Regions from separate parts of the Homo sapiens genome. Here region 2 is linked to region 1. A link is a loop called in an ENCODE intact Hi-C map of the cell type or tissue named here. Cell type or tissue: mammary epithelial cell. All regions are shown on one strand. Links, peaks and the distances in the headings refer to the core of each region. The heading gives the core; the rest is flanking DNA. Region 1 overlaps CREB3L2 (cAMP responsive element binding protein 3 like 2). Region 2 overlaps DGKI (diacylglycerol kinase iota).

Region 1 (15,272 bases), core at 3,613-11,612:
TTCTCTTTTTATGATGAAAAGGAGTGTTTCTGTTGTATGGATGTGTGTGAATTTCCCAAACTCTATTGGATCATAGAAGTCTGTTTGGATTCTGGGGATGACTGAGCGAAATGCCTCAGTGTTGCTGATTGATGGGGCCTTGCACATGTTGTCATTTCCACCATCAGTTCCGTTTACTTTCTCCAGCACCAGTAGGAGAAGCAATGGCAAACAGCATATTATTAGTCACTGTTGCGCTTTCCACCAACATTTCGAACTAAAAATGTGTATTTTAAAACACATGTTTGCTCATCTTAAAGAGTTAGATTATAAACTGTTAGAAATCAGGGACTATTAAACAACCATTTTCATTTGCAGTGGATTCAGAATATAGTCATCTTGAGTTGGGAAAGGATGTGTCCGTGAATGCCAAGCAAAGTGCTGTGCAGTCAGGAAACACCAGCCCTCTCTGCTCTCTCCAGCCCTTCTTGAAGGGTCCTTCTTCCCAACTTGTAGCACTTTACACCTGTGACTGGGGAATGGGGGATTCCAATTTGAGCCTAAGATATTCTTTCAGTGGGCTTCAGGTGTAGCTGGCCTGCTGAAAGTCTGTTTTCAGGAGGCACTGGGGAGCCTCCTAGGAGACTGTTCATCCTAGGGGAAGGGGTACAGGGCCCAGAGATATCAACCAGAAATTGGAAGGGAGGACTGATTCCTTGTGTGGATTTTTTTTTTAAAGCTATTCATGCTCTAAGGACTAGGCAAGGGGTAGGGGATGGGCAGGGAGGAAGTACGGGCTGGCTGCTGGTCAATAGGGATTGTTGGTAAAAAATGGAAGTGGTCATTCCCCTTTCAAAACAGCTTAAGACTTTGGAGCAAAAGTAACATGCTTTGGTACCATCTGGAAAGGTACTAACTGAAGCCTGGATGGAGAAACCTTACCCCCTCATGCCCAGAGCATAGCTAAACTTCAGCACCTTGCGGCCACCAGCTTACAGGCAGCAGGAGCGCCCAGTGGAAAACTGAGGTGCCCAGGAAAAGTGGCAGCTGTCACTTACAGAAGTAGCTCTTGAGCAGGCCAGGGGAACAGGAGACCGCTTTTCATAGCTTAGCAGGAAGGAGAGACCCATTCCTACCATAGAGAGTGGTTGGCAATAAGAGGAAAGGGTTTGAGCCATGTGGTCTTTTCTGTGGGCTTACCTGGAAATTTGCCCAAGGACTTGAAGAAATATCAGCAGGGAGAACCCAGCAAGGGCTTTGGGGCTGGCATTACAGGTGATAGAGAGTCAAATATATGCTTCGGCCAGTGAAATCTCGCTGTGAGAATGAATGCACACTCAGGAAGTGGCAGTGCAGAAGGAAAAGGCAGCTGTGCTGTTGGGTAGGAAGGGAATTTTCTGGGGAAGTCCTGGGAGAACAGAGAAAAAGTTTCATGAGGAAGGAAAGGTGCTGCATCATAGAACCATTTAGTTGCAAACTTTCTTTAAGTAGAATTTAGAGTAATTATGCTGTTGAGTATTTCTCAGCATTAAGTAAACATACAAAATGCTTTTAAAGAAAATGGTGCTGGGTGCAAGTGGCTCATGCCTGTAATTCCAGCACTTTGGGAGGCAGAGGTGAGAGGATCGTTTGAGCTCAGAAGTTCCAGACGAGCTGGGCAACAAAGTGAGAGATGCTGTCTCTACAAAAAATAAAGAAAAGAAACTTAGCTGGGCATGATGACTCACACCTGTATTCCCTCCCAGCTACTCAGGAGGCTGAGGCAGGAGGATTGCTCGAGTTCAGGAGGTTGAGGCTGCAGTGAGCTGTGGTCACACCACTGCACTCCAGCCTGTGCGACAGAGCAAGACTTTATCTCCAGGAAAAAAAAGAAAAATAAAAATTGTACCTGAATACATTTAAATACAAACCAGGTCTAAACTACATTCAATCATACTTCTATATAAACAGAAACAAAAATGTACGATTAAGTACAAAAAAAGATCTTCACATTAAATAGAACTTAAATTAGTGATATTAACTAACAGAATGAATGATTCTGTGTTGCTTAAATTAAAATCACTATACCTGGGGAAAATGTCATGTAGATAGAAACGCATAGAAATTTTTTTTTTTTCTTTGAGACGGAATCTCGCACTGTTGCCTGGGCTGGAGTGCAATGGTGCAATCCCAGCTTACTACAACCTCTGCCTCCTGGGTTCAAGCGATTCTCCTGCCTCAGCCTCCCGAGTAACTGGGATTACAGACGCCCGCCACCGTGCCCAGCTAATTTTTTGTATTTTTAGTAGAGATGAGGGTTTTACTATGTTGGCCAGGCTGGTCTCGAACTCCTGACCTCGTGATCTGGCCACCTTGGCCTCCCAAAGTGTTGGGATTACAGGCGTGAGCCACCGCGCCTGGCCCAGAAAGGAGTTTTGAGTCCAGAAAGCATCTACTCTGTGTGCTGAGGGCTGCTCCAATTCACCCACCACTCCTATCCATTTAAACTGCTGAAAGCAAAATCATTCTTGTGGCCAACCTGTCCTTAATTTGCTCAAATTGGGAGAACTTGTTTCATTGGTACTAGCTGGGGGTGAAGATGTAAGCCCAGGAAAAATCTGCTTGTCCTTCTAGCACCTGAATGCTATTCGGGGGTAGACTGTGGTGAGAAGCAAGTTATCTGCGAAAGCCCACAGCATTCTGTGAACAAATGATTTGATGATGTTTTCCAGTGAACTTATGTGGCTGTCTAACATTGTTACATCACAGCACACATTTTCCGAGAATCCTTGAGACCCAAGAGAAAGCATCTGCTCATAAAATCTTTCCACTTTGCCATATGCACTGGGTTTGGGGGTGGGGGATGAGGATGAGGAGGAGCTTCAACTCTTTACACCACTCACAGGGAACTCTTCCCGGGTGCTCTAACTCAGGAGGGTGTGTTGTCAGATCCTTTTCTATGCCTTGCAGTGTTCAGAATTTGCAAAGAATTTTACCATCTGCTCTGTGTGCTGATGTCACACAGAGCAGAGTATATAAGACTGTTCTTATCCCTCAAACTTTGCCTTTTAAGGAGAGGCACAGTTGTCCAATTTTAGGGATAAAACGTCTCCTTTTTTTTTTTCTGCTCTTGCTCTCTTGTCTTTTTCCTGGAGAAAGGCTAGAATCTGTTTCAAAGGATGGTTTTAAAGACCCTTGACTCTGGGCTTGAGGGTCCAGTTGAGCAGGCATCTTTGTTCTTTCATATGTTGGCTTCGTTTCCTGACTCTGGAGGTGCTGTGAGCGTTTAAGAACCACAGGCTTGAGCTGCAGGTGGCTGTTTGCCTCTCTGCCTTAAACAGAGCCGTTCTTGTTTTTCCTCTCCTTTCTCTCTCTCTCTTCTAACCTGCCTGTGAATGCCTGTTACTCTGTGTTGGCATTTCCAGTCACAGCCCCCACCTCTGGCCTTTCTCTCTCTCTTCTAACCTGCCTGTGAATGCCTGTTACTCTCTGTTGGCATTTCCAGTCACAGCCCCCACCTCTGGCCACTCCTTCTGTTGTTCTCTGCTGGTCATTTTTTATTTTTCCTTCTCTTTGCCTTTGTCCCTTTTTTATGTTTTTGTCAATGTTTCTCATCTCTTGCTTAAATGAGTTCTTCTTTTAATCGACATTTTCTTAGTCTGTTCAGGTTGCTATAACAAAATGTAATAAACGAGGTCACTTACAAACAACAGAAATTGATCTCTTACAGTTCTGGAGGCTGGGAAGTCCAAGATAAAAGTGTTGGGAGATTCCGTGTTGGGCGAGGGCCTGCTTTCTGGTTCACAAAAAGCAGCTTCTTGCTGTGTCCTCTCATAGTGGAAGGGAAGCACTCTAGTCTTTTCAGCTCCTTATAAGGGCACGAATCCCATCAATGAGGGCTCCATTTATGACTTAATCATCTCCCAAAGGTGCTGCATCCTAATACCGTCACATAGAGGACTGGGTTTTAGCATAGGAATTTAGGAGAGACACAACCATTCTGACTTTAGCCACCATCCAATCAGAGTGTTCCTTTTCCTTTGTTCTCAATCGCTGAGAAACAAGCCACAGCCTGTCAGGGGTAATGTGGAGGCAGTTACCTCTAACTCAGGGCAGTGCAAGAACAGGACTTTCAAGTGTGAAGGCTGATTCTGAGCCCCAGTGAGCTCTGTGACAATGGTGCTAGAAGGTACTGGTGTTCGTATCTTCTTCCAGAGGAAACTGTCCCTTGGGGCTCTGTTGAAATGCAGGCACAAAGGCACGGCGGCCTTCTTGGGTCACATGGAGAGATCAAAAAGCATCTCTTCTCTGTCAGACTCCCCTCACGGCTGTTGTTATCATTGGCAGGACTCTCCTTCAGCAACTCCAGAAGCTTCAGACTTTGGTGATGGGCAAGGTTTCTCGAACCTGCAAGTTAGCTGGCACGCAGACTGGCACCTGCCTCATGGTGAGCTTCCCAGCAGGGTAGCACAGTGACCGCCCCTGGCCTGGCCCCTGTCTCCCCTCTCCCTCCACTTGCCAAGGCCAAGTGCTGTGCTGTAGGAGAAACCACATGGAGGAACTCCACTCTGAGGCTGTTCCTCGGTGAGGCACTCTGGTGATGTGACTGGTGGGTGCAGTCCACTGGCCTGAAGAGGAGAGTCTGTGTCCCTGGGTATAAAGCTGTGCTGTCCAGAGGCTGAAGTCCACAGCCCCTCGTGTTCTCTCTCCCCTCTTTCTCTCCCACAGGTTGTGGTGCTGTGCTTTGCCGTTGCATTCGGCAGCTTCTTTCAAGGCTACGGGCCCTATCCTTCTGCCACCAAGATGGCTCTGCCCAGCCAGCATTCCCTGCAGGAGCCCTACACAGCCTCCGTGGGTAAGACAGCATGTGGCAAGTTGGGCAGGGTCTTGTTTTATTTCCCTAGAGCTGGGTTTCTCAGTCTTCCAAAAGGAATCTTCTGTGAAAGTCCAATGTTTAAAAAGTGGTAAAAGTGGAGCTTCTCCCTTTGAAGAGGCAAGTGGGGGTTCCCCTGGGGCCCCTCATCCACTGGACTGCGGCATCACTGGGAATTCTCCAGAGCTTGACAGAGCACAGTTTGCAAACTGCTGTTCTAGACTGTGTTCCCTGATCCATTCTGACATCTAATTTTTGAGTTCTGATAAGGGAGAGGGAAGCAGATGAGGGAAAGAGTCTGTCGCTTTCTGTGACGTTTTAAGAGAACTGCTGTGTTTCTGCCTCCACTGAGTGGAATTGTATGAGTAATGTAATGCAATGTATATAGTAAGGGCTTGTAAAGTGAAATTAAATAAACAGCAAGGTCAGGGCCGGGCGTGGTGGCTCACGCCTGTAACCCCAGCACTTTGGGAGGCCGAGGCGGGCAGATCACGAGGTCAGGAGATTGAGACTATCCTGGCTAACACTGTGAAACCCCATCGCCACTAAAAAATACAAAAAAATTAGCCGGGCGTGGTGGCAGGTACCTGTAGTCCCAGCTACTGGGGAGGCTGAGGCAGGAGAATATTGTGAACCTGGGAGGCGGAGTTTGCAGTGAGCCGAGATCGCACCACTGCACTCCAGCCTAGACGACAGAGCGAGACTCCATCAAAAAAAAAAAAAAAAAGAATCAGCAAGGTGAGGAGTTCAAGACCAGCCTGGCCAATATGCTGAAACCCCGTCTCTACTAAAAATACAAAAATTAGCTGGGCATGGTGGTGCATGCACCTATAGTCCCAGCTACTTGGGAGGCTGAGGCAGGAGAGTGGCGTGAACCTGGGAGGCGGAGGTTGCAGTGAGCCGAGATCGTGCCACTGCACCCCAGCCTGGGCGGCAGAGCAAGACTCCATCTCAAACAAACAAACAAAAAGAATCAGCCTGCCTTCCAAAACCTTATGCCCAAGATCTAGAGAATATGGGGACTCCGGTGTCAGATAAGAAGCGTATGGTGTTCTCACCTAGAAATAAAGGGATGGTGAGTAAGGAATACACACACAAATTCACACCTACACCTATAGGAATGAGCATGGGGTTAGGCAGTACAGTAGTCCCCCCTTATCTGAGGTTTTGTATTCTAAGCTTTCAGTTACCTGTAGCCAATGAACATACCTGCAGTTACCTTAAAATAGCTGAATACACTATAGTAAGAAACACTACCTGCAGCCAATAAAAATACCTGCAGTTATCTGAAAATAGCTGAGTACACCACCATAAGAAATTTTGAGAGAGAGAGGCCACATTCATGTAACTTTTATTAGAAGATATGGTTAGAATTGTTCTATTTTATTATTATTGTTAATTTCTTACTGGGCCTAATTTCTAAATCAAACTTTATCATAAGTACATATGTATAGGAAAAGGCATATGAACCCTACATGCTATATGCCCATATATAAACCCTGTATGGTTTTTCCCATACATATATACCTTATACCATATATATAGGGTTCAGTTCTATCTTCGGTTTCAGCCGTCCACTGGGGGTCTTGAAATGTATTCCCCATGGATAAGGGAGGACTACTGTACTGGATTTGGGATAGGGAAAATTTTGCCATCTTGAAACGTCTGTGGTCTTCACCAGGCAGGTGTGTCTCTGCCAGGTATGACAGAAGTGCTAGCATTCCAATTAAATAATTTCAGTGGCCTGTTGAGAATTTTTCCCCCCAAGGAACTATCTCTCTAAATTTAATTGGAAGCATAGTTTCTATGTCATGGAAAATTGCTACAGAGCCATCTAGCTGTGTGACTGTCCTACAAAACAAAGGAGATTGTCTCTATCCTTTGATTTATGGCTTTGGCTTTGTGTCTCCTCTTCCCTTTCTAAATGAGATGCCCTGTACCTCATCCCCCTGCCAGACCTACTCACTGGGAATGCTGCTTCTTTTAGCTGGGTCTGGACATCTCCAAGTATTCCACTCCCATTCTCCATGAATCATTTTCCCTAGATGGTTATGGGTGGTAAGGGGGGAGTTTTATATTTTCAAAGCAGTGGGGGTGGTAGTTTGCCTTGTGTTTATTTGCTTTTCTATTGTTCTTCCAGCACTGTATAATTGGTATAATTTTTCAATGCACAAACTCCGAAGCTCTAAAGTCTTTATAGAAAGCCAAATTCTGTTGGCACCCATGGTTCTGGGCAACGAGAACACACACATTGTCATCTGCCACCAGCCCTGAGCACCTGGAGTGAGGGAATGTGTTGGACCCCTGTGGTCTTTTGCTAACACCTTATTATTCTGCTCTGTCCTCAGTGAGATCCAGAAACCTGCTGATCTACGAGGAACATTCTCCCCCAGAGGAGTCATCCAGCCCGGGCTCGGCTGGGGAGCTGGGGGGCTGGGATAGAGGTTCCTCCCTGCTCAGGGTGTCAGGGCTGGAGTCCAGGCCGGATGTGGATCTTCCCCATTTCATTATCTCGAATGAGACCAGCCTGGAGAAGTCAGTGCTTTTGGAGCTGCAGCAGCACCTGTGAGTCATAGAGACACAGAGCCAACTCCTCTAGTGCACTGATGGTGGGTTATGAGTCAGCAACCTGAGATGTGAGGTTGAGACTCTCCATAGGCCTGGTTCAGTCCCTCAGCTCTCTCAGGACCTATTTCCAGGACCTGGGACTGCAGAGAGTCTGTTGCTGGCCAACAGTTGCCCTGAGCAGAGATGAGGAAAAAAACCAGCGTGAGCTCCCCTATGTCTGCTGCATCAGCGGGGAGCTGGCGTGGTGGCACAAAGAAGTGCTTGAATCCCTTCCCCCACTGTCTCCATCCTCCCTTCCAAGCCACACGAGTGAATGCACAGCCCAGGTAACCACAGTGTGTTTGCTGTGCAAATCCAACTTTAAGACATGTTTCATGGCTTCAACTAGGGAGTAGATATATATTGTGCTATATGTCAATATATGTTTATGATTTATATGTAAATACACATGTGTTAATTAAAACTATACATATTATAGTTTTATACTTATAGATGTATGTTGAGGGGTACCATTTAAGAGGCACTGTGCACACATTTCCATATTGAGAACAACCTCTATTTGGCTCCAATTCTACATGAGTTGTTTCTCAGTTTCTGGGAAAAATCCCTTTGTAAACATAAAGGCTTATGCGACTGCAAGGTATTGTTGTTGTAATAGGGGAGGTCCCTGGGCCTGCATGCATGCTCCTGGTTACGTGTGACATGGTTGGTGATTTAGCTGAACTCTGCTCCTATGCCTCCCAGAAATGAGGCCGTTCCGATGTAAATGGGAAAGATTTTGTTTCAGATTCTTCAGCTTTCATCCCCTAATTCTGCAGGGGAAGGTTTATAATGAAGTACTTTTATGTGTGTACATTATACATACATATTTAACATTTACTAGCACTTACTATTTTAAGCACTTTACAGATGTGAGGCAGGTTGACTATCCCTTATCTGAAATGCCTGGGACCAGAAGTGTTATAGATTTCAGATTTTGGAATATTTGCATTATACTTAACAGTTAAGCATCCCTAATCCAAAAATGCAAAATGCTTCAGTGAGCATTTCCTTTGAGCGTCATGTCAATGCTCGGAAATTTCTAGATTTTGGAGCATTTTAGATTTTAGATTTTCGGATGAGGGCTACTGAAACAGTATCATACAAATCCTTTTAAGTATCCCATGTGGTAAGGCATCATTATTATTCCCGTCATAGAGAGACTTGCCAATGTAGCCACCGCTGGGATCTCTAGAAGACCCAGTGCCTTCTTACTTGGCTCTGGACACAGTTTCTCTTCTCTCAGCTAAGCTGTTCAAGGCCCACTTCAAATCCCATTTGTTCTGTGATGTCTCCTAGATAACAAAGCCTCCTAGCCCTCCTCTGAATGCCTAGAAATTTTCCAGGTTGTTACACAATTTAATAATGTATTTATTTTCTGTTATGGATTTATTATTATTTCAAATTAGCTCATTGTTAAAAATCTTTATCTGGATTATTAGCTCTTCTAGGCCAAGGATCAGCTCTTATCATTTTATTTTCTCCTTCCCTGAGTTTAGCATAGGGCTAAACATCCTAAGTAAATAGAATAATTTAATGCATCTCATAGCAGATCAATATCAAGCCACCATGATTATCCTTAGTAGGGTTGGGATGCCTTGGGTGTAGATAAAGGTAGGAATGTGGACTAGTGGAGAGGCTGGTAGCAGGGGACTTTGGAAACAGAGAATTGCTACTAGGAGAGAAAAGGACAAGAAACATGCCCAGGCCGTCTCACCAAGTTGCAACCCCTGAATGATTGCATCACGCTACAAAGCATGAGAATTGTAGCTAACAGCTGGTGACTAATACTTCGTTTTCCTTTTAATGCCTTCACAGGGTCAGCGCCAAACTGGAGGGGAATGAAACACTAAAAGTTGTAGAACTCGACAGAAGAGTGAACACCACTTTCTAAAGAGGCTGCCTGCACCCCCTCCCTTTCCCTTAACTCTACTTTTACATCCCCAAACCACCTTTGTCATCAGCTTTTCCTCTTTGCCACTGGATCTTCATGGAGACATGGGCAAGCATTAGTGGCTTCAGATTGGAGACCAGCCTGGGACTTCCCTGCAGTGAGAGAGCATCTCCCCCTGGTCCATGCCCCTCCTGTGCAGAAGGGAGCCTGCATCCCTCCCTTCCTTTCTCTTACTGCCATAGGAAATTATTTTAGGGGTTGGAGGTGGGACAAGCAGGCTTGTTTCCACCAATAGTGCCAAAAAGATATTGCCTAATGTGCACCTGTGAGGTGTAACCCCCCGCTTTGGAGACGAGATGGCTCTTGTTCAGTCAAGACCCCAGACTCTGGCCACAAAAATGCCATAATGCCTGTTGGTATTTGGCAAAGCACTGACCCGTGTCCTCCGTTGCTCGCACTGGGGTCTCTGGTGTGAACACCCCCGACAGCAGCCCTCCGCCCACTCTGCCCCCTGGGAGCCCTCGCTGGATCGTCTCGTCTCCTGCAGCAGCACTGGCAGGCGAGGGCTCTCGTTCATATTCTCAGGCCGCAAGTGCAATGCCTGAGGGGATCAGGCTTTTCTACTCCAGGCAAACCTGCCCCATCTTGTCGCTTTTAGGACCTCCCACAACCTGGTTCCCCACACATCCATAGTTCTGCCTCCCCAGCTTCTCCTCCCCAGTTGTAAATAGTATTTATTAGCTTGCCGAGGCTTCCTGCTAGCAACCACACTGAAGAGATCGATGCCTCCTTTCAAGCTAGCCAAGTTTTCTGCGAGCCTTCAGAGCTAGGAGGGCACCCTAGGCTCTGGGATCCCGTGTCTTTCCAGACAATGTTTTGTTTCCTTTCCTTTGTTTTTTCTTTTAACTGGAATAATTACCATTGAAAAAGAAGTTCCTTTGAGCATGTATGTGTCTGCCTCTAGGATGAGCTCAGAGCGAGAGATGACACAATGCCTCACTCAGGCCCCGGGCTCCCTGGCCACAAGCTTTTTCTATCCTGTTTTCATGACAGAGAAGGGGAAGCCCTGTTCTGACAACAGACATTTCAGACAACCTTGCTGGCTTTCCACACCTGCCTGGCCCCCTCCTCCCTCCACACTTCCACTTTGTCCTCCTCGTCCCCTACCTCAACAAAGCAGGGTGGGGTAGGTGACATTTGTGTATCCACATTCTTACCTTTGGTAGTCAGGTTTGGCTACTTTGCAGCTCGCCCAAAGAGATACAACCTAATCCCCAACCTACTTTTAGTTTTTTTGTTTTTTTTTTATGGTTAAAAGTAACTTTTGTAGTTTAAAAAAATCTTTCCTCTTTCATATAAATAAGAAGTGGAAATTGCCTTTTTATTGTGTAATGTAGAAAACCCTCAAGTGTTTTTTCCGAGCTTGGGAAAGATTTTGTGTAGGAAATGTGCATAGAGTTTGTATTTTATTTTTATTAGCAGCTGAAATGCCTTTGGTTTTGGCTTCTCTCTCTCCCTCTCTCTCTCTGTCTCTCCTTCTCTCTCTCCCCCCACCACCCACCCCCACACACGTCATCTGCATTGTTATTGGAGCCTGTACTTAGAGGGATTAAGCCCACACCCTGGCTTCCATTCCATATCAGGTACAGGATTTGATGTTATTAACATTTGTCGTCATACCTCATAAGTCGGTCCCTGCCTTGTCTGTCTAGGCCCATTTGGGGCTCCCTGTGAGTGATTCCCCTCTCTCTGCTATGCTGGAGACGGTTCCAGCCTGGAAAGCGGCCAAGTTCATCTTCTCACTGTGAGTGGAAGCTGGATCGGGCCCCCGTAGTCCTGGCAGCCCTGTTGTCTGGAGGGTTCTTGTTGTCCCTCCCATTAGCCAGGGCGGAGACTGTCTGAGCTGTGCAGGAGGAGGGTTGCTAGTAGGTTCTGCTTCTGCTTCTCTCTGCTCCACTGTCTGCAGCCCAGATCCTGTTGGGCCTGGCTGGTGTCTGGTAACCATGGGCCTCCACTGACCCATCCCTCTCTTTTAAACTGTCAGGTCATTATCAGGCATAGGCAGCCTATAGGGCCCAAAGAAGGCAAAAAGATAAGATTTACTCAAGTAGCATTTGGGCAATGAGGAAGGAAAGGTTTCAAATTTAGGGGCAGAAGTGAGAGAATGAGCCAACCCATGTACCTGCTGCAACTGAACCAGACTGGGTTTTCAAGGCTCCCAGACGTAGAGTAGGAAACGTGCTCTTCTAAATGAGGAGGGAGAAGATAAAGGAAACTTCTAGCCCCTGTCCTTAGTGCTTTGAGGATTTTATTTTCTCCCTTACTACGCTTGCTTGACGTCACTCTCTCTCGACCTCCAAACAGCAGGACTCTTTCTCTGGGAAACCATCCTTCCAAAACGGAATCTATGTAGACAATGGGACGTTAGGCAGAGAGCTCAGATGGCCCTTTTAAGGGGGCTCCAAGAACCAACATCACTGCTCTTTTAGATAAACCTCTGCCCTCCACTCCTTGCTTGAGTGGGTTAAAGGAACTAACAGTTGTCCCTTTAGGAGGACAAAATGGGGTCAAGAGGACACAGAAGAGTTGTATAGCACCAGATTGGTTCCAAATAGTTAATGGATGTGTGCACATTTTCTGTTCAGGGATTAAGACCAGAATATCAGTGGATTTGTTTTCCCCACCAAGTGGCCTCTTAGACTAGTCATTAACTTATGATTAGCTCTAAAGATTTCAAATAGTGGCAGACAGTGTCTTCTGAATGTAAGTTTTGAGAAATACGAGTCTGTCAGAGCGGCCATAAGCCATAAAGAGTCAATCTCTTAATTATATTTTTCATCATGTAAACAAGTTTCCCATTTCCCTTTCTTAGATTGCACCAGTGAAGGAGATGTTTTGCAAAGATTCAGAGAACTAATTTTTCACTGGATAAGACCTGAGTAACCCAGACCCCCCACCGTGGTTCTTTTCACAGCCCTCGACTTTGCACTTAAAAAGGGATATTGTAAATGAAAGGCTGCAGTGCCAGTTTTAAGAAAGAATTTCTGTGAAGTGTGAGGACTCTGGAGTCTAGCTCACATAAAGAGAGTGTTATATAAAAATCCGACAGCTGAACTAGGTTGCTCTTTTTTGGCAGGGAGTGGGGATGAGATTTGACACCAATATGGGCAAAATTAGATAACCTTTTGGTTAATATAAATGATTTTGATTTGGAGGCCTAATTTGTAGATTGTGAAAGCAGCTTTTAGTTTAACTTATTCACAGACCCCTTATAATTACCATGTTTTTTTTTTTCTTCCTAAATCTCTTGGTTCAGCTTGTGAATCTTACGTGCCCGTAAAGTTGGGATGTTGAATTGGCTCTTCTTTGTTCTGGCAGTGAGTCAAGTGTCCAGCATTTTTTCATAAGTGTTTTTTAAAATTGTTCTCCAGCATTTTATGGCTCCTCCCTCCCATGTCCTCAGACCCAGCAAAAGCGTAGAGGCAGAATTAGAGGCCTCTCCAGGCCAGCTCCTCTGCCCACATGTCATACAAGGTGTGAATTTGAGCACAGTCCAGAAATGGAGACATCCCACCCCCAGTTGAATAATGGCCCATTCATGCCAACCTTGCCAACACGGAGAGGGCAGAGATGCACTAGAAGACCTTCATCCTCCCCTTCCTCTGCCCCAAGTCACTACAGTTGGTTCTATTGAAGCCAGTCTTTAAGAAACCTGGGTTAAAGACACCAGCACTTCTGCTTGCTGGGCTGGCTGGACCTGTGAAGCCATGGGCAGGTAGTGCCCTCTTGAGAGTCATTTTATTTGGCCACCTTCAGGTGAGACTATCCATAGACACATGCTAGGATAGGCCCCGCTGGGAGGGCAGTTACAGGAGAGAGTAGGTGGTGGTGACGTGAGGGCTGTGAAGGATCCAGAGACAAGACTTAGATGTTTCGTTCATTCACTCACTCATTCAGTTACTCCTAAGACTTTTCAGTTTCATAAGGAAGAGTGTTGCCTGAGGCCCTAGGGAATATTGGGGAATAGAAGGGATTGAGGAAACATTAATAATAGTTATTCAAAAGACCCAAATGCTTATACTTCTCTCTCCCTTCTTCTCTCTCTGACACACACACACACACACACACACACACACACACACACGTGCACATTCCTCCCTTACATGCTCATTTGTGCCTTAAATGTGCCTTATAGGTAAATCCAGGATGACTGAGGAATCCCTCGTCACTGGGAGATTTTGTATATATTCTTTTATTATTAGATTGAGTTGGGTGTGGGGAAAAATTTTTTTCTGAAGGCTCAAAAGTGGTTTCCTAAAAGTGAGCCACTATCAGATTTGCACATCAGGAGAAAAGAAATAGGGTTACGTCCATTAGGAAAATCCCAGTTTGCAGGAGTGCAATCACATCAAAAAAACAACCAGCCAGGATTAAAGGTATTATAAATCCTCATAGCGGAACATTTCTCAGGGCAAAGGAACCTGGCTCATTTGAAGATTAATGTTCCATGCCTTTGTGGTCAAAGGGTCAGCACTTAACACAGGAAAAAACTAGGTGTTGTTTTGTTTTGTTATTTTGGACAACATAAAATTCAGGAATGTTTTATTTAGCCTTGGTTTCTAGAAGGAAGGGAAATAATATTTCTTGAGCATTTACTAGGGTGTTGCGTGCTGTGCTAAGTAAATTTTAAGTCTTTCAGTTTTATAGATACGGAAAACAAGGGTGACTCTTTACCACAGGATGAATAAAGAACTAAGTAATATGGGAAATGCAGCAATTTCTGGACTAGCTGAGCCGATTCCTTCCTGTGAGCACACTGTAAGCTTTCAAGTTCTCTGGGCAGGAATTACAGCACCTGTCCCCTGCAATGGCCCTGCTGTGTGATGCTCATCGCTTCCCTTCGTGCTGGAGCAGTCCCCCAGGTGTCCATCTCCTATCTTTTTGTTCCAATCTTCTGTGAGTTCCAGCTAGCAGGCTTTACATCTGGGGAAAGGAAAACCAGGGGTTTTAGCTCTGTTCTCTGCTCCCATCCTTCGCTCACCAGCTGAGTGAGAACATGAACTTTTTGCACCATGTACCCATGGCTTACACTACTTAGAAAATCACCTTTTCAGATAAAACAGTTTATGAGTTCATAGAGAACACCAGCACTCTTTGACAAAACTGTGAGTGACCCTTTTTAAACAATGCTGAGCAGGCCCTGAGCTATAATCAACGGTGAGCTTTAATGTCTATGCTGACAGTTAGGTTTTGCTCTCTTTTGTAACAGGTTACGTAGACCAGCAGTGTTTAAATCTAAATACGTTGTGAGTCTGTTATCTGTCCTATCGCGTTTTTTAAATGACTTTTTATTCTTTATCATAGCTAAGTAAATACCAAAAAAAAAAAAAAGCTTTGTAGGACACTTGTACTTAGTTTGGGAAAAAAAAATAAATTGAAATTGTTATGCTTTTGTATTTCCATTTCTTGCAAATAAATATTTTTTCTTAAATAGTAAGATGTTGCCCAGTCTTTATAATCTTGGTACTAATTTGAAAAGCATGTTGTTTTTTTATGAACATGGGTTTGTGTATGTGTGCCGAACCGTTCTTTCCTGGATATCTACTTGGCCTGAAAGAAGAGCCTCAAACCAGCAATTGGTATGTTATATAGGACTGAATCCAAGCCTTAGTTGGAGGAATATTGAGAATGTAATTGTTTTTTCAGGCAGCCACGGGAAGAAAAACAGTATCCTCTAGAGACTTATGCAGCATGACTGTTATTTTTATTGTCTCCTCTAACTATTCCCTAACTAGATTTCAACTGTCTGTGGATTTGATTTTGCTTTCCCCATCTCTGGTTGCTTGAGAAAGATCCTTTGGACTTGAGCCAGAAAGGAATGATCCTTCTTCCTACGAACAGTTGCAGAGGATGTCTAACAGATTCATGCTCCAGAAATTC
Region 2 (15,272 bases), core at 3,378-11,377, 110 kb after region 1:
CTGTAACAGAATACCACAGACTGGGTAATTCTTTTGTCAAACGTCTGTTCAAGTTTTTATTTTTGACTATTTTTAATTGTTTAAAAATGTTTATTAGTAGTTGCAGGAGTTAAAAAAATCTGGATACAAATCGATTATCAGATTCATGGTTGGTAAATATGTTTTTCCAATCTGAAGCATACTTATTAATTTTCTTAATGTAATTTTTATAAGCAAAAACTTTTAATTTTTAAAAATGATATTATGTTCTATGTCCTTCTGAGAAATCTTTACTTATCTGCAAGTCATGAAGATCTTCTTCTGTTTTCTTCTAAAAATTTTATGTGTTAGCTTTCACACTTAGGTCTATGTATGATTCATCTTGAATTAATTTTTATGCTTGCTATAAGATAGAGGTTGAGGTTCATTCTTTTTTTTTCCATATGAACATCTAGCTGTTCCAGCATAATTTGTTGAAATTATTGCTTGCTTTATTGAATTTCTTTGGTGGCTTTTTCAAAAATCAATTGACTATAGACTTGTACTATTTCTGGACTCTCTATTCTGTTCTGTTAATCTATTTTTCTATCTTTATGCCAATAACACCCTGTAGGTTTAAAGTAAATTTCAAGTCATGTGGTATGAATTCTCTATCTTTTTTCTGTTTTCAAGATTAATGTATTCTGGATCCTTTACATTTCCAAATAAATTTTAGAATTAACATGTCAATTTTTATTTTCAGAAGACCTGCTGGAGTTATGATTGGGATTTCATTGACTTAGAAGATTAACCTGTATGTATAGTTTATTTTTTAGCCAGTGATTTGGGAGAGAGATTTATTTGCAGATTTTAGGGATCACTGCCTTTGTGACTTCTCTCTATTTAACATATTCCCCCTAACTTTCTGCAGTTTTGCCTTCCCCTAAGTTATCTGATACTTTGATCAAGTAAGGAAACTGAGGCTTTCTGCAACCCCAGCTATGTGCAAATTGGGAGTGCTAACAGTCAAATATTTGCAAACTTGCAAATTTCATTCATTGCAGTTTGTCTTTTAATGGGGGTCTCTGCTCCAGATTTTGCCTAACCATGTTCACTTTGTAGTGCCTTTGAGTAGTTTTTTTTTTTAATTGTCCAGATCTAAAAATTGTTATCTGTGGAACAATTGTTCTGACCTAGCTACTTTGCTATTAACAGAAGACAGAGCACCTCCTTCTTGCCTCCTCTTTCATCTCCCTGTAACACACCTGCCCATTGTCCCCTAAGTAATCTTTCAAAAAAGCAAACCCAAGCAAACCATTTTCTGGTTGAAAGCCCATCAATGACTCTTCATTGCTTTCTCTCTGCTTTCTTATCTTCCTTTTTTAGATTCCTCCTCACTTATCCTATGCACTCTCTGGCTTTATTGAACCATTTGGCATTTCCTAGACACACCCTTCCCTTAAAAGTCTCCCCTTCTTGGGCTTATATCATGATCCTGACTAAAATGCCTCTATGTTCTTTGTAGCCGGGCTAACTCCTAGTTCTTCAAAAGTCAGCTCGAAGTACCAACTCATTGGTGAAAACTTCTGGGCGTTATTGAAAGTGGGCTACTCATACTTTCATATTTTCCTAATGTTTTTGTTATGTTTTAGTATCACAAAACTCATCAACTTATATTTAATTGTTTAATCACTTATTACACTGTGAGCTGTGTACGCCTTGGTAGGGTCCATGTCTTACCTGTGATTGCCAATCGCCTAGTATTCTTGTTGAGGAAATAAGGGAAGGTGAACGGACTGAATAGCCACATGATGGTTGCATTTTAGGTGTATTTATGACGAAATTTTAGGTATCTGGTCATTCCCAAATATTTTCCCTTTGTCTTCTCACTCATGGCACTGAATATTTAAATACCAATATGCGATTAACAAGGTAAAGTTAGAACCACAGAAATGCCTCAGTTATCCAGAGGAAAGCTTTCCAGGAGCCTCAGAAAATGAACCAGATGAAGACTTAAAAATCTATGTATATAAATAGAAGAATTCTTTAAAGAGAATAAAAGACATTGATGAGTCGAAAGCAGTGACATAGTAAATAACTAAAGAGCCAATGATGCCAATATTTCATCTGTTGAGATATGACTTAAAGTTTTATGAACACAAAGGAAAAGGCTGATTCTGATTTCAAAAATTAAGCAGCTCTTGAAGCTTTAATTGGCGTGGCTACAGTATGACACAGAGGAACACTGAGGGAGCTAGACCATAGCCGTCGCTGCTGTGAGACACAGGGAGCCAGAATCCTTTCACATTTTCCTGGACATGTCAACCTTTCTTTGTTTCTTTTTTGACTGCTACATAATCATATAGGCATTGCATACTTTTTATGGAGATTCTTTCTTGGTGGAATCCCAGTTTTAATTACTGTTTCCATGTAAGTTATTGTTGGTGAGCAGACAATGCCTTTTCCACTTTTTAAAATAATGCCATAGAATTCCATATTACTACCATGCATATATACTAAAGTTTCTCCCGCCTCATCCTTTTTTTAACAGATTGGTGGGGGTCTCACTCTGTCGCCTGGGCTGAAGCTCAGTGGCATGATCATAATTCACTGCAGCCTCAAACTCCTGGGCTTAAGCAATCATCTGCTCTAGCCTCCTGGTTAGCTAGGACTACAGGCATGTGCCACCATGCCCAGCTAATTAAAAAAAATTTTTTTTTTTGGTAGAAACAGGGTCTTGCTGTGTTTCCCAGGCTGGTCTTGAACTCTTGGCCTCAAGCATTTCTTTTGCCTCAGCCTCCCAAACTGCTGGGATTATAGGCATCAGCTATCCTGCCTGGTCTTTTTAAAAGGCCTTTTCTTACAATTGATTATTATCTCATTACTCCTCCTTTTCTCATGTATTTTTCGTCTCTTCTCCAGTCCATTTTTGCTTTGAGCCTCTCCCACATACACCTGCCCCCTCAAATATCTGTCATTTATCACAAAGGCTTTCTCATACTGTCATGCTTTAAGACACTGATAATCCACTTCTTCCATTAAGTTGCCCTGTACCAATCATAGATGATCGATTGCGTGGTTATATGAAATAGATAATACAAAATGAAAAATGAACGTTTCTTCTTTAAGTACACCTTCCTCAGATACACCTCTTCCCCTACCCTCAGAGGTAACCACACTTAACCATTTTCTGTGTTGTGTAATCCTTCTATATTTTTTCTAAGCATCTATGAATAAACACACACACGTAAAGTAAGATGATGGTCAAAATGTTTAACCACTGCATGGTAATATAAAACTTAGCACTTAAAAATATGTTCTATTCTCTAGGCAGACCAAACTATATATAATTGCCTACCAGGTGATCTATGTTAGAGGTTAAATCATTCATCAAACTATTCCAATAATTTTCAAAGCATTTATTGATTTTTAATGGGTATAATCTTTTGTTTGATGCAGCTGTCGGTAGTTAAGTGATGTCCCTGTATCAACCATGATTTGAAACAGGGAAACACATCAATCTATTCCAATGATTCACTCATTGCATAATACTGCCACTTGCTTCTTTCATTTAAGAATATACTTTTAGCTGGGCGTGGTGGCTCACGCCTGTAATCTTAGCACTTTGGGAGGCCAAGGCAGGTGGATCACCTAAGGTCAGGAGTTTGAGACCAGCCTGACCAACATGGAGAAACCCCATCCCTACTAAAAATACAAAATTAGCTAAGCATGGTGGCACATGCTTATAATCCCAGCTACTCGGGAGGCTGAAGCAGGAGAATCGCTTGAACCCAGGAGGCGGAGGTTGCAGTGAGCCGAGATCACACCATTGCACTCCAGCCTGGGCAAAAAGGGCGAAAAACTCTGCCAAAAAAAGAAAAAAAAAAGAATATACTTTTGACATCTTTCCCTGTGAGACTATAATAAATCTACTTTATTGTATCTAATGATAGGATAGTATCCCATAATATGGATATAAGTTTATCTATCGAGTTCCCTACTGTTTAAATGTTTCCAGTGTTTTGCTATTACACGTAATGTTGCTAAAACATTCTCTTACATCTTTGTCTGCTTCGGTGCATACTTTTGTAAGATAGACTTATAGACGAGGAATTGTTGGTTCAAAGTAGATGTGCCAATCAAGAATTTGCCCACTTATAAGTAACTACACACATCTTGTGTGCACATGCACCGACATACATATTATCACCTGAAAATATAAACCCAGATGCAAACACAGGTGAGCACTAAATTAATTCTAAAATTCATTTGAGGATTTGGCACCATGAAGTTGCATAGCCACATACCCTCAGGTAGACAAGACAGGGGAATGGCAGAGGTACCTTGGTAGAAAGTGAAGGAGAAGAAGAAAGGTTGGTGGTCCAGAGAAGTCAGTATTTCCTTGCCTGGAATGAGTGCCTGCCTATCGAATTTTGATAAAACTTCTTGATTGTCATCCTTGTTTCATTACGGTCCTCCCAGGAATATTTTGCTTTTTTCTAAGCTTTAAAGATCATAGCTTCGTGACTTAATCTTTGGACTGGATTTCCCCACTTATATGAGAAGAACTAATAATGCCACATGGAGCACACCTTTTCAGGACTCAAGGAGTCTAAAAAAAAGAAAAGAAAAATGAGTCAGAACTTCTGCCTGTGAGTCTGAGTCAGCTTAGTGTGTTAAAAAAAATAATAATAAAAAAAGAAAAGAAAAAAAAAACCGTGTGAGGAGACCTGCCTGGAAAAACTGCTGAATGGAAAGACTTGAGAACAGCTTATAGATATTGACGGCAGATGAAGAATTTTCATGTCTTTTCAGAAATGGTTAGCAGCCACTCATAACAGTCCTGTGACGTCACAGAAATCTTGACTCCTGCTTGTCTTTCTCGTTCTCCTTTAAGCCCTTCCCTCCTCCTTTTCATATAGGACCTTAACACAAGAGGGTCAGGAAGAGAAGAGAAGGGTTGCTCACAGGAGGAAAGAAGGCAAGGGGTAGCTGTTACTTTACCTGGTGGGCCATGTGTCGCTACAAATCAGGTGGTCTCTTTGGAGGAGATGCCACTTGGTAAGGGAGGCTTCCTGAGCACTCGAATACTACTAGCAACTCAGAATGTGGGACCGCTGGAAGGAAAAACACCCCTGGATGGGGCGAAGGTTGAGTTCAATTTTATTTTTTACTCTGTGTGTGTGTAGGGGGAGGGTAATGGGAAATGTGTGTTTTGCAGACACATTAACATAAGGAGAATAGCGGATGCGACTTTATTATCCTCATTCACGTAAAGGTGGACATTTAAATTTTTTTTTACAGTAGGGAAAAAGAACCTTCTGAGTTGATTTGGTATAGTGGAAATTGCATGGAAATGTTTAGCTTCCTCTGTTTTCACAAACATGTAACCTTCTAAGAAAATCTCTCTTTGACCTATTTCAAAGTTTGATTTTTTTTTTTAAAACAGTTGGGAAAATAGGAGCTAACATGAATTGCCCCTTTTCCAACAGTGAAAATGTTTGTAATGTACCTTTTCATGTTGCTCTAATTATGACCATAACTTCTTTTTTATTCAATCCTGAATCTGTTATATTTTAAAATTATATAAAATTATAAAACACTGGCCAAAATTAGTCACCCAGGAAATAGTATAAGGGACCCAGTTAAGAAAGTAAGTGTAAGTGACTGAAAAAGTTTGGTGCCTTCTCATTGAGGCAGACTTGCTTATTTGTTTGTTAACCTCAGAAGTATTACCATACATACTGTCTATGGATTTAGATACATGATTTTTCTCACCTTCTAGACATCCACCTTGTTGTGATAGAAGGAGCATGGATTTAGAGTCAGGCAGCCTTGGATCTGAATCACTTTACTACTTCTGTGGCCCTTAGCAGGCTATATAGCTTCTGTGAGCCTCAGTTTCCTCATCCATAAAATGAAAATAATGTCTACAGGTTAGTATTGTAACAAGGGATCACTCAGATTAACTTTGGAAAAGCTTTCTGCTATTAAGCATTTGGAAAACATGAGTTTCTATTTTTTTTTTGTATTTTGGTTATCATTATTGGCTTGGTTTTCTTTCTAGGCCTTGGATTCTCCTTCACTTTATGTAGAATATGATCTTCTTGTAGTAGATAGATGTGAGTCCTGCCAACAGAATTTTTCTGAATTGGCTTCTTGTCTTTTCTTTACCAATAGCTGCCTATTCAGTTCAGCTGCCTGATCAACATCTTGTCTCTCAATTCCTGTGTGCCCTCACAGATCTATTAAAGCATCCTGAGAAGAGGGTCCCTCAGAGTCACCAGGTTTCAGGGCTCCAGCTTTTCCTGGGGATCAGAATACCCCTTCAGAGGCCAACACTCTAAGGCAGTAATGTGTTTCTCTGGCCAAACGCCTGATAGTATCTTCTTGGCAAGTTCATTATTTATTCCCCTTTACTGGTGTGAGGGTTTTCCCAAAGTGTCATGTCTTTGCAGAGTTTTTCCTACCCTTCCGTGCTATACGTGTGGTACCATTTTATGCATTTGTTTTTGCTAATATGAAATAAATCCCATTATAAATAATTCCAAGGGATTTTGCAGATGATTGTACTGTTCAGAATAAGAGGAGTGTTCCGTGAATCATGGAGCTGCTTTGGTACACAGTTTGTAGAAGTAAAATGTGGTATAATGTAATTGACCCATGGGTCCCTTCTTGTACAGAGTGTCACTTGCTGAGAAGTAAGCAAAAAAGGGAGTGCATTCCTGCATCTGGCAATTCACCCCCATCCTGCAAGAGTAACTCATAGAGCAGCAGCTTATTCCATTGTGACACTGACTCACCCTTCCTCTCTCCACCCCCATTGTCTAGTGCTGATGTGTTCTGTCCCCACTAATTCTAGGGTCACACTGACTTATGCCTTCATCATCCTAAGTGGAGAAGAAAGCTTGTCTGTGTTGATGAAAGTATGAAAATAGAAATGCCATAACTTTTAATGCAAACAATATATGTTTGTTGAATGTATGAATACAACAACTTGGAATAACTGCTGACAGTGTTTCCAAATATTTTGGGTCTATTTAAGTAAAGAGACATGAATAATTTGAAACTGGCATTCTTTTTCTTCTTCTTTTTTTTTGAATTAGCAATACATGTGATGAAACCTTAAAAACAAATTCTCATAGTTACGAATGGTTGCCTTTAGTGAGCAGGATGGGGAACAGATCTGGGGGCTTAGGTCATTCATTATAAACCATTCTGCAAGCTTTCTTTTTTCTAACCAGATGTGTGTATTACTTTAATGTTTTTTTGATACCTCCCTTAAGTAGGCCCAGTCCAGTTTAAGTGCAATCTCTTGAGTGCCTTGTGTCAGACACTGTGCCGGTCACCCAGGGCTCCAGGGTGAATCACGAATAGCTCTCACATGTGAATTCACAGTCTAGTTGGGGAGACAGAACAGACCAAAAGCAGATAATATTTAAATAACATGATGCTGGCTAAGAGAGAGGTAGCCATGGAGTTAAGTATCTTCCTCTCCATTTTATTCAGCCTTTTGTTTTAAAATTCTACCTTTATGATGTATTTCAACAGAGTTCTGTGTCATGATTTTGGATTTAGTGGAAAAAGAACAGAGGAGATTTTCTTGTTACCTTAATTTTCCCAACATGGAAGATTTGGGAATGAAGAAGGACACTGCAAAGAGTGAGGCCTAAAATGGAAACCAGTCATGATTTTTATTTTGCTACTTTCTTTACGGACACGAATGCACACAGTGTAGAGCAGCCTTAACTCTGAATTGGAACAAGGTCGTGTAAGTGCCAGGACGTTATTTCCAGAAGCCCACAGCTGCTGATTCCTACACCCAGTGATTTCCACTGCCTTTTCATGATTCTGGAATTCCCAAGAACAGTGTCATCTTATTAGAAGGTATTTCCCAGTTCGAGTTGGAGACAAACCAACCTTCCCTCACAGGCTGAGTCCTTCTGGTTTCACTGCCAAAGCTTCCAGACTCACCCAGGGTCTGTTAGACATATTTGAATGAATCTGTCAGATTGTTCAGTCGTTAATGAGGTCACACTTTCCATGAAGACCATAGTGGCGTCATTTTGTGTACCAACAATTGTATCAAGTCATGATGATTTTTTAAATATCATTGAAATAATCATTAAAATATTATTGAGATAAAGATGCATGTTTATTGGTATCTATTTATTCCTTTCTCTTGTTTAAGAGAGAATTTACTTAGATGTGTACAAAACTGCTTTCTGGCATACTTAATTTTATGGGTTTCTGATTTCCACATCACTGAAAGTATCTGGAATACCTATGATGCAATGTGAATCTTGTTTCCACTAACTAGTAAGTAAATGCTTTGTTCGAGATTTAAGAAAGTTGGCCTGGCACGGTGGCTCACACCTGTAGTCCCAGCACTTTGGGAGGCTGAAGCGGGTGGATCACCTGAGGTCCGGAGTTTGAGACCAGCCTGGCCAACATGGCGAAACCCCATCTCTACTAAAAATACAAAAATTAGCTGGGCATGGTGGCACGCACCTGTGATCCTAGCTACTCAGGAGGCTGAGGCAGGAGAATCGCTTGAACCCGGGAGGTGGAGGTTGCAGTGAACTGAGATTGCACCACTGCACTCCAGCTTAAGTGACAGAGGTGAGATGCCATCTCAAAAAAAATAAATAAAAATAAATAAAGAATGAATATAATTGCAAAGATAAAACGTAAACCCAGATTGGGAATAAGAAGCAGAATTATACCAAAATGGAAGCTGACGATTACACAGATTCACTCCTTATTTACTCATTCAAAGCTTGCCTCACATACCATAGGTAAAGTGGGTAACTCTTTCTGATTTTTTTGGTTCACTTCAAGACTATATGATCTTGAAATTTTAAATAAATAAGCTAAAAAGGCCCTAAAATATTTTATTAAAACCCACTGAGGGCCGGGCGCGGTGGCTCACGCCTGTAATCCCAGCACTTTGGGAGGCCGAGGCGGGCGGATCACGAGGTCAGGAGATCGAGACCATCCCGGCTAAAACGGTGAAACCCCGTCTCTACTAAAAATACAAAAAATTAGCCGGGCGTAGTGGCGGGCGCCTGTAGTCCCAGCTACTTGGGAGGCTGAGGCAGGAGAATGGCGTGAACCCGGGAGGCGGAGCTTGCAGTGAGCCGAGATCCCGCCACTGCACTCCAGCCTGGGCGACAGAGCGAGACTCCGTCTCAAAAAAAAAAAAAAAAACCCACTGAGTATAATTTATTGATTTTTATAAAACTAATTCTTTTTTTTTCTGTTTTACTTATAAGTTTTGGGATATGTGTGTAGAATGCGTAGGTTTGTTACATAGGTATACATGTGCCATGGTGGTTTGCTGCACCTATCAACCCGTCATCTAGGTTTTAAGCCCCTCATGCATTAGGTATTTGTCCTAATGCTCTCCCTCCCCTGCCTCCCACCCCCAGACAGGCCCTGATGTGTGTTGTTCCCCTCCCTGTGTCCATGTGTTCTCATTGTTTCACTCCCGCTTATGAGAGAGAACATGCAGTGTTTGGTTTTCTGTTCCTGTGTTAGTTTGCTGAGAATGATGGCTTCCAGCTTCATCCATGTCCCTGCAAAGGACATTTCATTTTTATGGCTGCATAGTATTCCATGGTGTATATGTGCCACATTTTCTTTATCCAGTCTATCACTGATGGGCATTTGGGTAGGTTCTAAGTCTTTGCTATTGTAAATAGTGCTGCGGTAAACATACATACGCATGTGTCTTTATAGAACAATGATTTATAATCCTTTGGGTATATACCCAGTAATGGGATTGCTGGGTCCAATGGTATTTCTGGTTCTAGATCCTTGAGGAATCGCCACACTGGCTTCCACAATGGTTGAACTAATTTATACTCCCACCAACAGTGTAAAAGCGTTCCCATTTCTCCACAGCCTTGCCAGCATCTATTGTTTCCTGACTTTTTAACAATTGCCGTTCTGACTGGCATGTGATAGTATCTCATTGTGGTTTTGATTTGCATTTCTCTAGTGATCAGTGATGATGAGCTATTTTTCATGTTTGTTGGCCGCATAAATGTCTTCTTTTGAGAAGTGTCTGTTCATATCCTTTGCCCACTTTTTGATGGGGTTGTTTTTTTTTCTTGTAAATTTGTTTAAGTTCCTTGTAGATTCTGCATATTAGACCTTTGTCAAATGAGTAGATTGCAAAAATTTTCTCCCATTCATAGGTTGCCTGTTCACTCTGATGGTAGTTTCTTTTGCTGTGCAGAAGCTGTTTAGTTTAATTGGATCTCATTTGTCAATTTTGGCTTTTGTTGCAATTGCTTTTGGTGATAAAACTAATTCTTAATTGTTATCACTCAGTGAATGGTACTAGTTTGATCTTCCCTTGCTGATTAATCCAGTTCTTTCCAGTTCACTTGAAACCCATTTCTTTGACTCAGATAGCTTTCACTTTAGTTCCAAATTTTCAGGGACATTTGGTACCAAACTCTTCTTACAGAACTTTACCCTCGACCACCATTGCTGGATCTGCCACAGTCAGAGTTCATCTACCGGGTCTAACACGTCTCGGCTTCTTTTGCATTTTCTCCCGTGTCTCCCTTGGGTGTCGCAGAAGCAGCAAGAGATTATTATCATGTAGTAGGGCTCCGTAATCAGAATGCGAAATCCCTATGCATAAATGCTGTCTTTTCTCAGAATTTCCTGACCCACTTTCTATTTTTTGAGAAGACAAAATTGACTTTTTTTTCTGACTTCTTCAGAAATCTCTTATAGTGACTGGTATTTTCATCTGCTGGCACCTCTGACAATGACTATTACAACGTGCCTCAGAATACAGAGTGCTAACACCTCATCTTCTAAAAGAAATGCTTCCTCTGTAAAAGTGTTTTCTCTGATGAAGCCGCCATATAGACCATTGAATAGGAACTGCAGAAGACTCCGGAACACAATTTGATAGCCGTTCAGCCAAGCGGCTGCAATTTATTTTGTCCCTGAGTGTGAAGGAGGCAGCCCAAAGAATGTTGGCTCTGGAGGAGGAAGGCAAGGATATGGGGAAACAGGGGCCAGAGAAGGGCAGGATGGGGCAAAGATTCAGGGCACCTTATGTAATGAGGCACAGCGTGATTCTGCCCGGGGCCTGTACGTGCATGCAGTCGGGTTGCCTCCCTTTCCCCTGGAAATGTGCCCTTTGCTTACTTTTTGTTTGGTTTTAAAGCAGCTGGAAAGGATATTTTTTGCTCAGAATTGGTGCTTAGCTTTTGCAGAAGCTGCTTCTTGAGAGTCGTCTCTTGTCATCCCTCTGGGTTTTAGCTCAGTGTGACGAAGCTATTTAAAATATGTGTGTTTTTAAATGATTCTAAAAATGAAGTATTCACATTGTTATGCCTCACTCCCTCCCCACTATTGAGTCCTGCTCCCCTGACAGCAACTTTCCATTTCTCTAGCTTATCCTTCTGGTATTTATTTATATCTGTGTTTCTAAATACTATGTTTATACTATGATCATTTGGTTTGCCAATTGTAGACATTATCTGTTAGGTTGGTGCAAAAGTAATTTTGGTTTTGCCAAGATGATAGTATTAGGTACCGACCTAATACCATCATCTTTCTATGAGATGGTACCATTTTAGATGAACATCTTGTGTCCACTTAACATCCTCCCACTTTCTGTAGCTTCCTCATATATGTAGATCAAAGTTCTTGGTTAGACTCATGATCAGATTATTTGTTTTTTGTTTGTTTGTGTTTGTTTTGTAGGGACAGGGTCTTGCTGTGTTGCCCAGTCTGGTCTTGGAGTCCTGGCTTCAGGTGATCCTTCTGCCTCTCATACTGGAATATTATATAATATTTTTAAAAATAGCTCACCTTTATTATGTATTTTCTGGGTGCAAGACACTGTCGAAGAGCTTTAGACATGTATTAACTAATCTTTATAGCAACCATGTAAAGCAGATACTGTTATTCTTTCCATTTTGCAGATACGGACATTGAGACCTGGGTTAACTAACTTTCCAAAGTCATGTAGGTAGTAGCTGGTGGAGCCAGACTTCAAACCAAAGTAAACGAGGCTCCAGAGTCTACTTTTAACCACTACACTTTTTAAATGATTAAGATTTTACAAATACTATTTATAGTGGAGCCACATGTATATTATTATCTCTTCTCCTTCTCTTCTCTTCTCTTCTCCTTCTCCTTCTCTTCTCTTCTCTTCTCTTCCTCTTCCTCCTACTCTACTCTTCTCTTCTCTTCTCTTCTCTTCTCTTCTCTTCTCTTCTCTTCTCTTCTCTTCTCTTCCCTTCTCTTCTCTTTTGGAACTCTTATTAGATGGAAGTTGTATGTCCTGAATTTATCCTCTAATTTTCTTACCTTTATCTCTTCATTACCTTTGACCTACATTCTGGGAGATTGCTTTAACTTTATCTTGTAACTCTTACCAAAGAGTTTTTTTTCCCCTGTGACACTTTAAAAGCCCAGTAGCTGTTTCTTATTTTTGTTCTGTTCTTTTATTTTTCAGTTCTTTCTTCCTAATTGAGTACTTTGGCCCTGTCTTTCATACTGGTGGCTTTCCTGCAATGGCAGGAGATCTGCAGCCATCAGGTCACATACATGAACAAGGCTCTGAAGAGCTGACAGGATAACTTCCGTGGGTGGCCCAGGCTCATCTGGTAGTGGCCCCCCCATCAGGTCACAGACATGAATAAGGCTCTGAAGAGCTGACAGGACACCTTCTGTGGGTGGCCCCGGCTCGTCTGGTAGTGGCCCCCCACTGCAGAGTGGCCTAGGATCACAGATCTGTTCACTTGGAGGATCCTCAGATGTCAGCATCTGGAAGCTTTTCCCTTGGGCTGGCCAGAATCTCCATAATAGAACCACCCAGACTTGTTCCTGGGGCTGTGCACCTGCTGCAGGTGTTGTGGGAGCCAAGTTTGGAGTGGGAAACAGAAAGATCTCATTGTGGGTGTTGACTTTCACTCAATTCTCTCTTTTCAGACTCACGTTTACCCATGCACCACCCTCACCACCCTGCAAGCCCTCCCTATTTGAGTCCCTAGTTCCTGAGGATCCCTCTTTCAGTTTCTCTAGAAAAAGAAATTCCTCCTGTCCTGCCCTGGGTGTGCTGAGTGGGAAGGAGGGAATAAGGAAGATTCTCTTTGCCCTGGAGGAAGTCCATGACACTTCCAATTCCTCCTCCAATTCCTCAGCTTTTCTGAGGGGCTCCGTGCAAATTGGCTTGCTTTTTCTTGGTTTTGCTCTTTGAGATTTGTAACTTTCTTTGTGCTAATAGGTTAGTAATAACTTGTCAATTCACTTTCCATCTTCCAGAAGACTGTTAACATTTATTTCTACCTCTCCATTTCTCTGTGTCCTTGTGGAACTTTACTTTTTAAAAAAACTTAATTACTTTCATTATGTTGGAGGTTGGGAAGGGAGTAGAGATGAACATCACGTTGACACAACCATATTTGATGGAAGTCCGATTAGATCACCATTGGAAATATTTGTTTCTTAGAGTTTGCTTCATTTTCCTGTTAGGCTGGAGGATCCCATGATATTTGTCTCAGAATAACGGGAGGGTTCACTTTTCATTCTGTTTGAGCTTTCCTGGTGTATACCTTTCTTCCTTTCCTCTTAGGATCGTAAGTCCTGAACAATCTTGTTCTAGCTCTTTTCTCCTCTTATCTTCATCTGTAAATGAAAGGGGCTGAGAGCTGGTTTCAGGCAGGAACTAGATCTGACATTTAGGAAATCTCCTGTTCAGGTAGCTTCTCTTGGCCTTTTCCTTTCAGTGATATTTTCTGAAAACCTGACTTGCCATACTGATTTAAATGCCTGATACCAGTGTAAGGTATAGATGTGACTTCTCCTAGGAACATAGATAAAGCTTTGGGGGTGAAATTGACAATAGAGTGTGTCTCCTTTCTCTCTTTAGCCAGTGGGAAGGTTGGGTGACTTGGGGCTGCAGGATTCCGGGAGGCCTCCGTATCGTATGCTGCCTGTCCTTAGAGTCCATCCAGACCTGAGGGCTACTTAGCTGAATTGTTTAGTAAACGACGTGGGATTCAGCTGCATCATCTCTATGAAGACTCTCATGTTGACTTATCATTACAAAGGGCTGATGGTGGCAGTGGTTCTAAACCTTGACAAGTGAACGGTTTCTGCAGGAAGGCTCTTTGGAAGACTGTGACATCACAGACAAGACAAGGAATATCATTAGTGAGGTCATTTTAAAATTCTCAGATCTTGGACTTGCTCTGGGCAGTGACTTTGCCAGCAAGTTGGAAGAGGGCACAAGAAGTGTGCTCATCAAATTTGTGGCAGACACAAAACTGGAAAGGATGGCCAATGTAATCGATGACAAAAACAAAAATATGTCTCAAAATGATATAGATATGCTGGAATGCTGGGTTAAAAATAACACAATGACATTTCAAAGGGATAAATGTAAAATCTTATTTTGGAATAAAAAAATCAACGATACATAATGGTGGGAGAAAAAAATCTACTGGCAGTAGTTCTGGTAGAGAAAGACACTGAAGTTTTATTTGACTAAAAGCTCAGTATAAGCCACTAAATCTGACTGAGGCAACTAAAAAGCTGCATTAATGGAACGTTAATGTATTGAACTCAGGAAGTAACACCCCTCTTCAATGGTTGGACTGCACCTGGCGCCTCATGTTTGCCCAGAGAAGGGCAATTAGCAGGTGCCTGAGGGTCTGGAAGCATGTCTCAGGAGAAACCATGGAAGGAACTGAGTATATTCAGATGGAAAAGAAAACTGTCTTCTCCTTATTAGCTGTGAAACTTTAGGCAAGTTACCCTGGAAGCCCCTGTAGCCTCTTGGGTAAAATGTGGAAGGAGACCATTTCTCTGTGGTATAGGTAGGGGGCAGAAAGAAGGAAGTACTGGAGGAAGAGATTGGAGAGGTAGGAGGTGGGGATGGGATTGAGAACATATTCATAGCTCAGGGTAAGGCATTCACAGTTTATCCTGAGCTGCAGGAAAATAATATGGGCACTGTATTATCTTTCAAACCAGGACATTCAGAGTGAAAGCCAGGCTTATTCAATAAAACAGGACAAAAGGTACCAACTAGGGCTGTTGCAGGTACCCTAGACAAACCAGGAGGAAAGGCCATACTGCCGAAGAGCACTGTCAGTAGAGGACATCTGCCTTTTGGGGTGGTGAGTGGTCTGCCTTTGGAGGCATCTAAGCAGGGCTTGAATGAACTTCTCTTGTGGACCAGCACAAGAGAAGTCGGGTGGAAATGAACGAAATGAACTTTCAGATCCTTATTGAGTACTGCTACAAGGGATGCTATGTTAGAGAATATATGA

Evidence for each region. Peaks named below come from ENCODE experiments on the same cell type or tissue, not always from the same donor. Only the 100,000 strongest peaks of a DNase experiment are listed, where the experiment ranks them.
Region 2: it touches region 1 in a loop (4-fold over the local background); 1 of 110 quality-filtered maps calls a loop at or near these places.

What each region holds. Positions count from the first base shown.
Region 1 is chr7:137,874,536-137,889,807 of GRCh38, reverse strand. CREB3L2 (cAMP responsive element binding protein 3 like 2) reads left to right here. Exons shown (of 12, transcript NM_194071.4): 9 at 4,306-4,405; 10 at 4,687-4,813; 11 at 7,180-7,396; 12 at 9,257-14,829. The coding sequence ends at 9,332. Among named protein-coding and RNA genes, the nearest start is that of DGKI, 35 kb to the right of the region's middle. RefSeq lists enhancers at 4,494-5,051, 5,738-6,239, 9,710-10,443, 10,444-11,175, 15,248-15,272 and a silencer at 10,191-10,485. In mammary epithelial cell, for the core only: no CTCF peak of the experiment used is centred there; DNase peaks (open chromatin) are centred at 3,957, 7,437, 9,187 and 10,337; H3K27ac peaks cover 5,633 bases.
Region 2 is chr7:137,764,431-137,779,702 of GRCh38, reverse strand. The region is part of intron 1 of DGKI (diacylglycerol kinase iota); the gene reads left to right. Among named protein-coding and RNA genes, the nearest start is that of DGKI, 75 kb to the left of the region's middle. In mammary epithelial cell, for the core only: no CTCF peak of the experiment used is centred there; DNase peaks (open chromatin) are centred at 4,582 and 6,772; H3K27ac peaks cover 278 bases.